Linked DNA regions of Homo sapiens: region 2 is linked to region 1. A link is a contact called in ENCODE Hi-C or POLR2A ChIA-PET data. All regions are on one chromosome and are shown on one strand. The core of a region is the stretch at or near the end of the contact, and the rest is flanking DNA. Distances in the headings are between cores, read along the strand shown.

Region 1 (3,861 bases), core at 666-3,165:
GGAATTCTCAGAAATTCTTGATATTAAAAACTATTCCGTATTTTCATAACACTTTATTTAATGTTTTAAATGTTAGTATGCAAGATTGTCAAAGAAAAAGACTTTTTTTAATTTTTAAATTTTTTTGAGACATGGTCTCTCTCTGTCACCTAGGCTGGAGTGCAGTGTTGCGATCTCAGCTCACTGCAACCTCTGCCTTGTGGGTTCGAGCGATTCTCCCGCCTCAACCTCCCTCCCAAAGTGCTGGAATTAAAGGCATGAGTCACTGTGCCCAGCCAAAAAAGTTAACATTCTTAAAATAAAAAACATAAACATGCAGGCTGGGCGCGGTGGCTCACGCCTGTAATCCCAGCCCTTTGGGAGGCTGAGGCGGGCGGATCACAAGGTCAAGAGATCGAGACCATCCTGGCTAACCCCGTGAAACCCCGTCTCTACTAAAAATACAAAAAATTAGCCGGGCGTGGTGGCGGGTGCCTGTAGTCCCAGCTACTCGGGAGGCTGAGGCAGGAGAATGGCGTGAACCCAGGAGGCAGAGCTTGCAGTGAGCCGAGATCGCGCCACTGCACTCCAGCCTGGGCGACAGAGCAAGATCCATCTCAAAAATAAATAAATAAATAAATAAATAAATAAATAAATAAATAAAATAAAAATTGCCAATGAGCATTATTGACTAGCATTCAAATAATCTAACATTGAGCTCTCCTAACACTATACAGAATCCCAGATTAAAATTCCCAATTTTTGTATTTACCAAAATTTGTTACTTCTTGGATCACCACTCATTGGATTTATATAAAGCAAACTGTGCATATAAACTCATTACTATTTATTTTACTTGCAGAAATGCCTGTGCTTAGCAGCAGACAGGGCCATGAGCACATACTTCTGACATGGCAGTGAAGGCGAATTGACAGGGATGGGTTCATGCTATGTTTTGGAGTGGGCAACACCATCAGGATATTACAACTCTTTTTTAAAAAAAGTTTTAATTGTTTAAATAAATTTTTAATTTTAATTTTTGTGGGTACATAGTAGGTGTATATATTTATGGGATACATGAGATGTTTTGATATAGGCATGCAATGATTATACAACCCATTTTAATAGTCTCAATGCGCTCCATCATCATTTTGTTGACACAGTAACAGTCTGAGCTAACAGGATGGGTATTAGAAACTAAGAAGGAACCGGGCGCAGTGGCTCACGCCTGTAATCCCAGCACTTTGGGAGGCCGAGGCAGGTGGATCACCTGAGGTCAGGAGTTCAAGACCAGCCTGACCAACATGGAGAAACCCCGTCTCTACTAAAAATACAAAATTAGCTGGGGTGGTGGCGCATGCCTATGATCCCAGTTACTCGGGAGGCTGAGGCAGGAGAATCGCTTGAACCCAGGAGGCGGAGGTTGCGGTGAGCCAAGATCGTGCCATTGCACCCAGCCTGGGCAAAAAGAGCGAAACGCCGTCTCAAAAAAAAAAAAAGAAAAGAAAAAGAAACTAAGAGGGAAATAAGGCCGGGCGTGGTGTCTCATGCTTGTAATCCCAGCACTTTCAGAGGCCAAGGAGGGTGGATCACTTGAGGCCAGGAATTCAAGACCAGTCTGGCTAACATGGTAAAACCGCATCTCTACCCAAAATACAAAAGTTAGCCAGGCTTGGTGGGACACGCCTGTAATCCTAACTACTCGGGAGGCTGAGGCAGGAGAATCACTTCAAACCAGGAGGTGGAGGTTACAGAGAGCTGAGATTATGCCACTGCATCCCATCCTGAGTGACAGAGACTCTGTCTGAAAAAAAGAAAGAAAGAAAGAAAAGAAACTAAGAGGGAAATGAGATTGGATAGTTGGGGTGGGTGAGGACTCTCAGAAAGGAGGGAGGGCTTCCCAGCAGAAGAGGCGTGTTTTCGTGCGTAAGAAGTGGCTGGGGAAAGCGAAAGCAGTGGGGGCACCCATGATGAGACTGGCTGGCTCTAGAAACATTAGTGGGATTTCACCCACACTTGCTTGGGTAACTTTCTGTTGTCATTGGGAAGCCAGTGGGACTTTCTCGTCCAAGATGAACCAGGGCCCATACACTTGCCACTTTCACTTGTTCCTAGAGGCTGTGTCATGTCTTGGCTGCCTCAGGGTGCAGGGACTATGCTCATATAGTAGGAAGGTAACGGCATACACAAATTAGGTGATTACAGGTCTCACACTTGTCAGTTGGCTCCATTCAATTTCATACTTGGTTCTTTCTCTTCCATGATCTCTATTTTGTTTCTTGAACAGACCAGGACTCTGTAAGCTGAAACGTTTGGTAAATTCCCTTCCTTGCCAGTTTACACTGACTTTGTACCCACAGTTCAAGGCTAAATCCCTTTTTGTCTGGGCTAGTGGTTGCCAAATCCCTTTTTGTCTGGGTTAGCCATTTCATGTAGAGACTGCTTCTCTACCTATACGCTTATTCAAATGCAGTAGTGAAACAAAATCAATGCACAGCCATACAATTACTACATAGCCTGTGTAAAGAATGATGCAGATCTATTTATATACAAATATGGTAAGCTCCATAATATATTATTAGATTTTTAAAAAGTAAGTCTCCAGACAACATTTATAGTAGTGTTTTGCGTGTGTGTGTTTATAATTGCATAGATATAGTTCTGGAAGGATACATGGTAAACTCAACTCTAACAAGTGTGTATATGACAGGAATGAAATAACTCTACTTTTTAGTTTGTTTTAAAAGTATTTTAATTTGCAAGCATCACTTCTATAATGTGAAACAAAAATTAAAAACCTCAAACCGTTGCTCTTCTTGGAGTCACTTGAATTGGTAGCCCTGAAGAAAATTCCTAAATTAGACTTTCTTCTGTTCTTGACTGAACGAGGATGAATGAGTCACCCAATCCTGTGCCAGGTACAGGAATAAATGCTGGACAGTTACAGATGAAAGAGAGCATGTTGCCCTTTAAGGACTTCAAAGTTTACAGAGAGACCAGAAAACAAGAAATTAAAGTACAGTATGATATATGCCACAGAGCTATACCTTGGAAAGAAAAAGGATGGACAGCACAGACTTTAAAGCAGTAACAGGAGGTGGGTAGGAAAGCCTTCCAGAGAAGGTAAGAATCGAGAGGAGTCTTTTATTTTCCCTGTTACTTTATTATTAAAAAATGTCAAACATAACTGAAAGGTTGAAACATCTGCAGATCCACCACCTAGATTCAACGATTGAACATTTTGTTGTATTCACTAGATATGTAATACAAATAAACAAATGCAAAGCCATTTGAAGTTTCACCCCTAAATATTTAAACCCCAACTCCTAAGAATGACATTATCTTACATAACCACAATGCCGTTATCAAACATAAAAATAACATTAAGGGCTGGGCATGGTGGCTCACGCCTGTAATCCCAGCATGGTGACTCAGGCCTATAATCCCAGCACTTTGGGAGGCTGAGGCAGTGGATCACCAGGTCAGGAGTTCGAGACCAGCCTGGCCAACACGGTGAAACTCCATCTCTACTAAAAATACAAAAAATTAGCCAGGTGTGGTGGCAGGCGCCTGTAATCCCAGATACTCGGGAGGCTGAGGCAGGAGAATCGCTTGAACCTGGGAGGTGGAGGTTGCAGTGAGCCAAGACTATGCCACTGCACTCCAGCATGGGAGACACAGCGAGACTCTGTCTCAAAAAAAAAAAAAGGCAAAAATGAACCCCCCCGATTAGCTGGGACAACAGGCATGCCCCAAAACACCCAGCTAATTTTTGTTTTTTAAGTAAAAATGAGGTTTCACCAAATTGGCCAGGCTGGTCTCAAACTTCTGACCTCGTGATCCACCCGCCTCAGCCTCCCAAAGTGCTGGGATTACAGGCGT
Region 2 (4,055 bases), core at 938-3,437, 84 kb after region 1:
ACCCCTAGAGGGAGGTGGCCAGAAGGCTGCTTCCAGGCCTGGCTCTCCAAGGCCAAGGAGGCAAATCACCTGGGGGAGGCGGCACCTTCCTTCCTGGCACCAGCCTCCCAGTCTCTCTCCCTGCTCCTCACCTTCCTCACCCATTCTCTCCCTGTCCTGTCCTGAGGCCTCTATCAGCAGGGCCTCAGAGCTGACACCAGGAAGACAGGGCCTGAGCATGCTCCTCCTCTGGGGTCATGAAATTGTGGTCCTGACCTGGAGAAGGTAGCCCGGCCCATGCTGAGAGGCAGCAGAAGAGCAAGGCAGCCCCTGCCCGGAAGTGGCTGCTCCCTGGAGAGACCAAGAAGAGAAGGAGAAGACAGTGGAAGCCCACTCACTGTGGTGGTCTCATCCAGAGAGCTGCTCAGAGGCAGCAGCAGAGTTGGAGCAGATACAGGGCACAGTCAGCTTTCACACTAAACCAAGGCTGGGAGTGAGGGCAGAAGATCCAGGGAGGCTTGGAACCCCTTTGTGAGGGCTCAAACACACGCCCAGTTCACCTCTCTCAGAGCAACACTTTTTCTCCTCGCAGCAGAGGTTCCCCCAGACACAGACACAGACACAGACACACACCCCAAGCAGTAGACAGAAAGAGAAGGGAGAGAGGGGGTGTCAGAAAAACCCGGAAGGAAGGAAGCTGGACAGACAGACAGTAGCTGATCCTAGCTTCATTGCTCCAGAGAGACACCCTCCAGACTCCTAGACTTCAAGGGACACTATCCTTCTCAGAAGGAGAGAGCAGCCCTCTGTCTCTTCTGAAACCAAATTCCAGCAGCCCTGGAATAGGACCTACCCCAGCGCAACAAGAAGCCTAAGCTCACTTCTCTTCCTACATTCTTCCCCGAGGGTTCCTTTGGATCAAGACAGGGGCCACCTCCCCTTAGCAGCGCAGGGACACTTCCAAGGAACTGTATGACTGCCCCACCCCCCAGCCAAGCCCACATCACTCAGAAGCCTTGGAAGAAGAGACTCCTCAGTCACAGCCCCCGCTACTCACAGGCAGTGCCTGGGAGAAAAGGGTGACCCCCAGCTCTCCCCAGTCCCAACCCACCTCCTTCTGGAGGCTCCTATCAGCCAGAGGAGGAGGGCTGGGGTGCTGAGACCCACGGGGTTGGTGAGCCTGGGAGGGGGACTACATCTCCCAGAAGCCCCCAGGGCAAGGTTCGCTGCTCCAGCTGGCCCAAGGCCGGCCTTGTTCTCTGCGCTAGGGTGGCAGGGTCCCCTGGCTGTCCCTAAGCCCTCCCCACGGTGTTCTGGAGCTGCCAACCTGATTGGGGGCTTAAGAGTAGCCTCCACTGACCCTGGGGGAGTCCCCCACACCTTAAACAGCCTGGGGGTACGTGCCAGAGAGCAAGAGACAATCAGACTGTGTTTCCCCTCCCCGATTCAAACTGGATCTCCCTCCTCGCGCCTCTGCTGGCCTGGCATGACTTTCGCCTTGCCCCCAGCCCACCCCTCACCTCACGCGGATTGGGGGGTCCTCACGCCAGGCCGGAGCTGGACGCCATGACCAGGTCAGGGTCGTTGTGTGGATGGGGGTCCTCCTGCTCGCCAGTTGGAGATGCAGAGGGGGCGGGCAGGCGGTGATCTTTTGATCCTGGACGCCTTGATCTCAATACCAGCCCGGCCCGGGAGAGGCTATCCGGGGATCGCTGGGTGCCTGGGTTCCTGCCTCCCAACCGCGGAGCATGGTCGCGGGCGCCGGGCAGTGGCGGGAGAGCGCGCACACCCGCCGGGGCCGGGGCGCGGGGCCGGGGTCTCGGCCCCGAACCTCAGGGCTCCGGCTCCTGCTCCTGCTCCTCCTTCCCTTGCTTGCTTGCTTGCTTCCTTCCTTCCTTCCTCGCCTCTCCTTTCCTTTCCCCAAAGCCCGCGGGAATGCCGGGCGCTGGGTGGGGAGGGGCTGTCTGGGCGCTTATTGTTGGTCGGACTCCGAGGGTCCGGGTCACAGCCCCCGGGCGGCGCGGCGCCGGGGGACCCAGGCGTGCGGGCGTCCGGCCGGCTGGCTCCGGGCGGCGGCGGTGGTGCAGCGGCCCCGGGTCCGGGGCATGTCCAGCCACTGGCTCCGCCGCGCGCCGCCGCCTCCCCGGGCTCCCCTGCGCTGCCGGAGCCTCGCTTGCCCCTCCACTCGGCTCCACTCCCCAGCCTGAATAAGCATCGGGGCTCTCTGGCTGCCTCCTTCTGCCTTCATACCAGAGCCCGGAGAGGCCCCTGTCAAAATAAGAGCTCCCCCATCTCGCTTGCCTCCTCGCCCAACCCGGCTCCCCCAGCCTCCCAGTGGTCTGACTCGGTAAGGCGCCCGGCCGGCTAGCGGGAGGCAGGTTGGCCCGGGGGCGGGGAGGGGGGTTTCTGCTCTCCTCCTCACTCCTGAGAACTGGGGAGGAGACGCGCCAACAACATCCCAGGCTAGGGAAAGGTTTGACAAACCTACCTTCCTATCTGCACTGATTGGAAGGAGTGGAAGTTGCCTGGACACACGCGCGCGCACACACACACACACACACAGCACTGGGTCCCCTCTTCGTTGTACCCACCCACATCCATAATGCACTGAGCATCTCTTTATTCATGTCTCTCCTAGTAGACCATGAGGTCCTTGAGGACACAGACTGAGTTTTTTCATCTCAATCCTCAGCAGCACAAAGTGCATGCTAAGAAAATGTTTGTGGAAGTGAAACCTTTGTCTTCTCAAAAGAACTCTCCTAACCTAACCTCAAAGTGCTTCTCTCTCTCTCTCTCTCTCTCACACACACACACACACACACACACACTCTCACCACCCTATAGGACGATCGAGGCAATGAAAAAGAAAATGTAAAGCCCTTTTTTTTTTTTGAGATGGAGTTTCGCTCTTGTTGCCCAGGCTGGAGTGCAAAGGCGCGGTCTCAGCTCACTGTAACCTCTGCCTTCTGGGTTAAAGCGATTCTCCTGCCTGAACCTCCCAAGTAGCTGGGATTGCAGGCACCTGCCACCATGCCCGGCTAATTTTGTATTTTTAGTAGAGACAGCGTTTCACCATGTCGGCCAGGCTGGTCTCGAACTACTGACCTCAGGTGATCAACCTGCCTTGGCCTCCCAAAGTGCTGGGATTACAGGCGTGAGCCACCGCGCCCGGCCCAAAGCGCTTTTTAAAAACATTTCACATGTTTCAATGCTCACCACAAACCTGCAAGAAAGAGGTTATGGTCCCATTACAGAGGTGAGGAAATTGAGGTTTGCATTACCTAAGGACTTACCCAGAGCTACCCAGCTAGAAAGTGGTAAGCCCAGGACTAGAATTTGGGTCTCCTTATCCCAGGGCACTTTCCCTGTTTCCTACTGTCCCCACCCACCCAGAATTAATAGCAAGTGACAAGCATTGACTGTGTCTGATAGGAAGAACACTAGCCAGCCTGCTTGTTCCTGCTGTTTCCTCGGCCCTCTCCCCTGCCCCTCCTCACAGATGGTCCCCAGATAGTTCTAGCCTCACTGACCTCCCTCTCTTCTGACCACCTATCCCATCATAGCATCTGAGTACTTCCTGATGTGTTGTATCTTGTCACACACACACACACACATATATATATACACACACACACCCCTATATATGTATAGGTGTATGCACACACACACATATATATATATGTCTGATTTCCCCCAAAAGATTCCTAAGGGCCTTGAGGGGTTGATGGTGCCAACAGCTGGGCACTGGACAAGGTTTAGGGAGGCACAGGTGGAAGGGGACAAAAACCTGAAAGAAGATAACATAGTAACCCCCCCCCATGTGTCCCATCACTGCTTACAAAGCATTTTCATGCACGTTGTCTCATGATGATGCTTTGATCCAATCACCAAAACTTTTCCAAGTGCCAGCCTGCTGTGCCAAGCACTGTCCTGGGTTAGGGGGTTGAATCACCACAGTCCTGAGAAGTCGATTTTATCCCCACTTAAAAGAAAAGAAAACCAAAGCCCAGAGAGGCTTCTAATGTGAAAGATCCCAGCACCTAGGCTAGTACCTGACCCATGGAAATAAGGTTTAA

Evidence for each region. Hi-C counts contacts between places; a loop is a spot of excess contacts on that map. ChIA-PET counts read pairs that join two places held with the same protein, here RNA polymerase II (POLR2A). Pooled maps may share reads with other maps.
Region 2: a map with no recorded cell type shows a loop between it and region 1 (6-fold over the local background). The contact joins the promoter of BCL9L here to the enhancer-like site in region 1. A Hi-C loop is called at or near these places in 4 of 37 single-sample maps with no recorded cell type and 8 of 50 pooled maps. POLR2A ChIA-PET finds 5 or more read pairs at or near these places in 18 of 52 experiments (A673, B cell, BJ and 13 more).

The regions. Positions count from the first base shown.
Region 1 is chr11:118,839,661-118,843,521 of GRCh38, forward strand. No RefSeq gene overlaps it. Among named protein-coding and RNA genes, the nearest start is that of CXCR5, 42 kb to the right of the region's middle. RefSeq lists an enhancer at 1,832-1,881. Within about 2 kb of position 1,916, at least 3 of the 41 ENCODE cell types and tissues checked have a DNase peak (open chromatin) inside an H3K27ac peak, as active enhancers do; they include B cell, where a contact is called at or near this core.
Region 2 is chr11:118,923,739-118,927,793 of GRCh38, forward strand. BCL9L (BCL9 like) reads right to left here and starts at 2,188. Exons shown (of 10, transcript NM_001378213.1): 1 at 1,500-2,188. RefSeq lists enhancers at 1-136, 137-676, 905-974, 1,346-1,847, 4,000-4,055 and silencers at 2,043-2,092, 2,293-2,432, 3,253-3,312.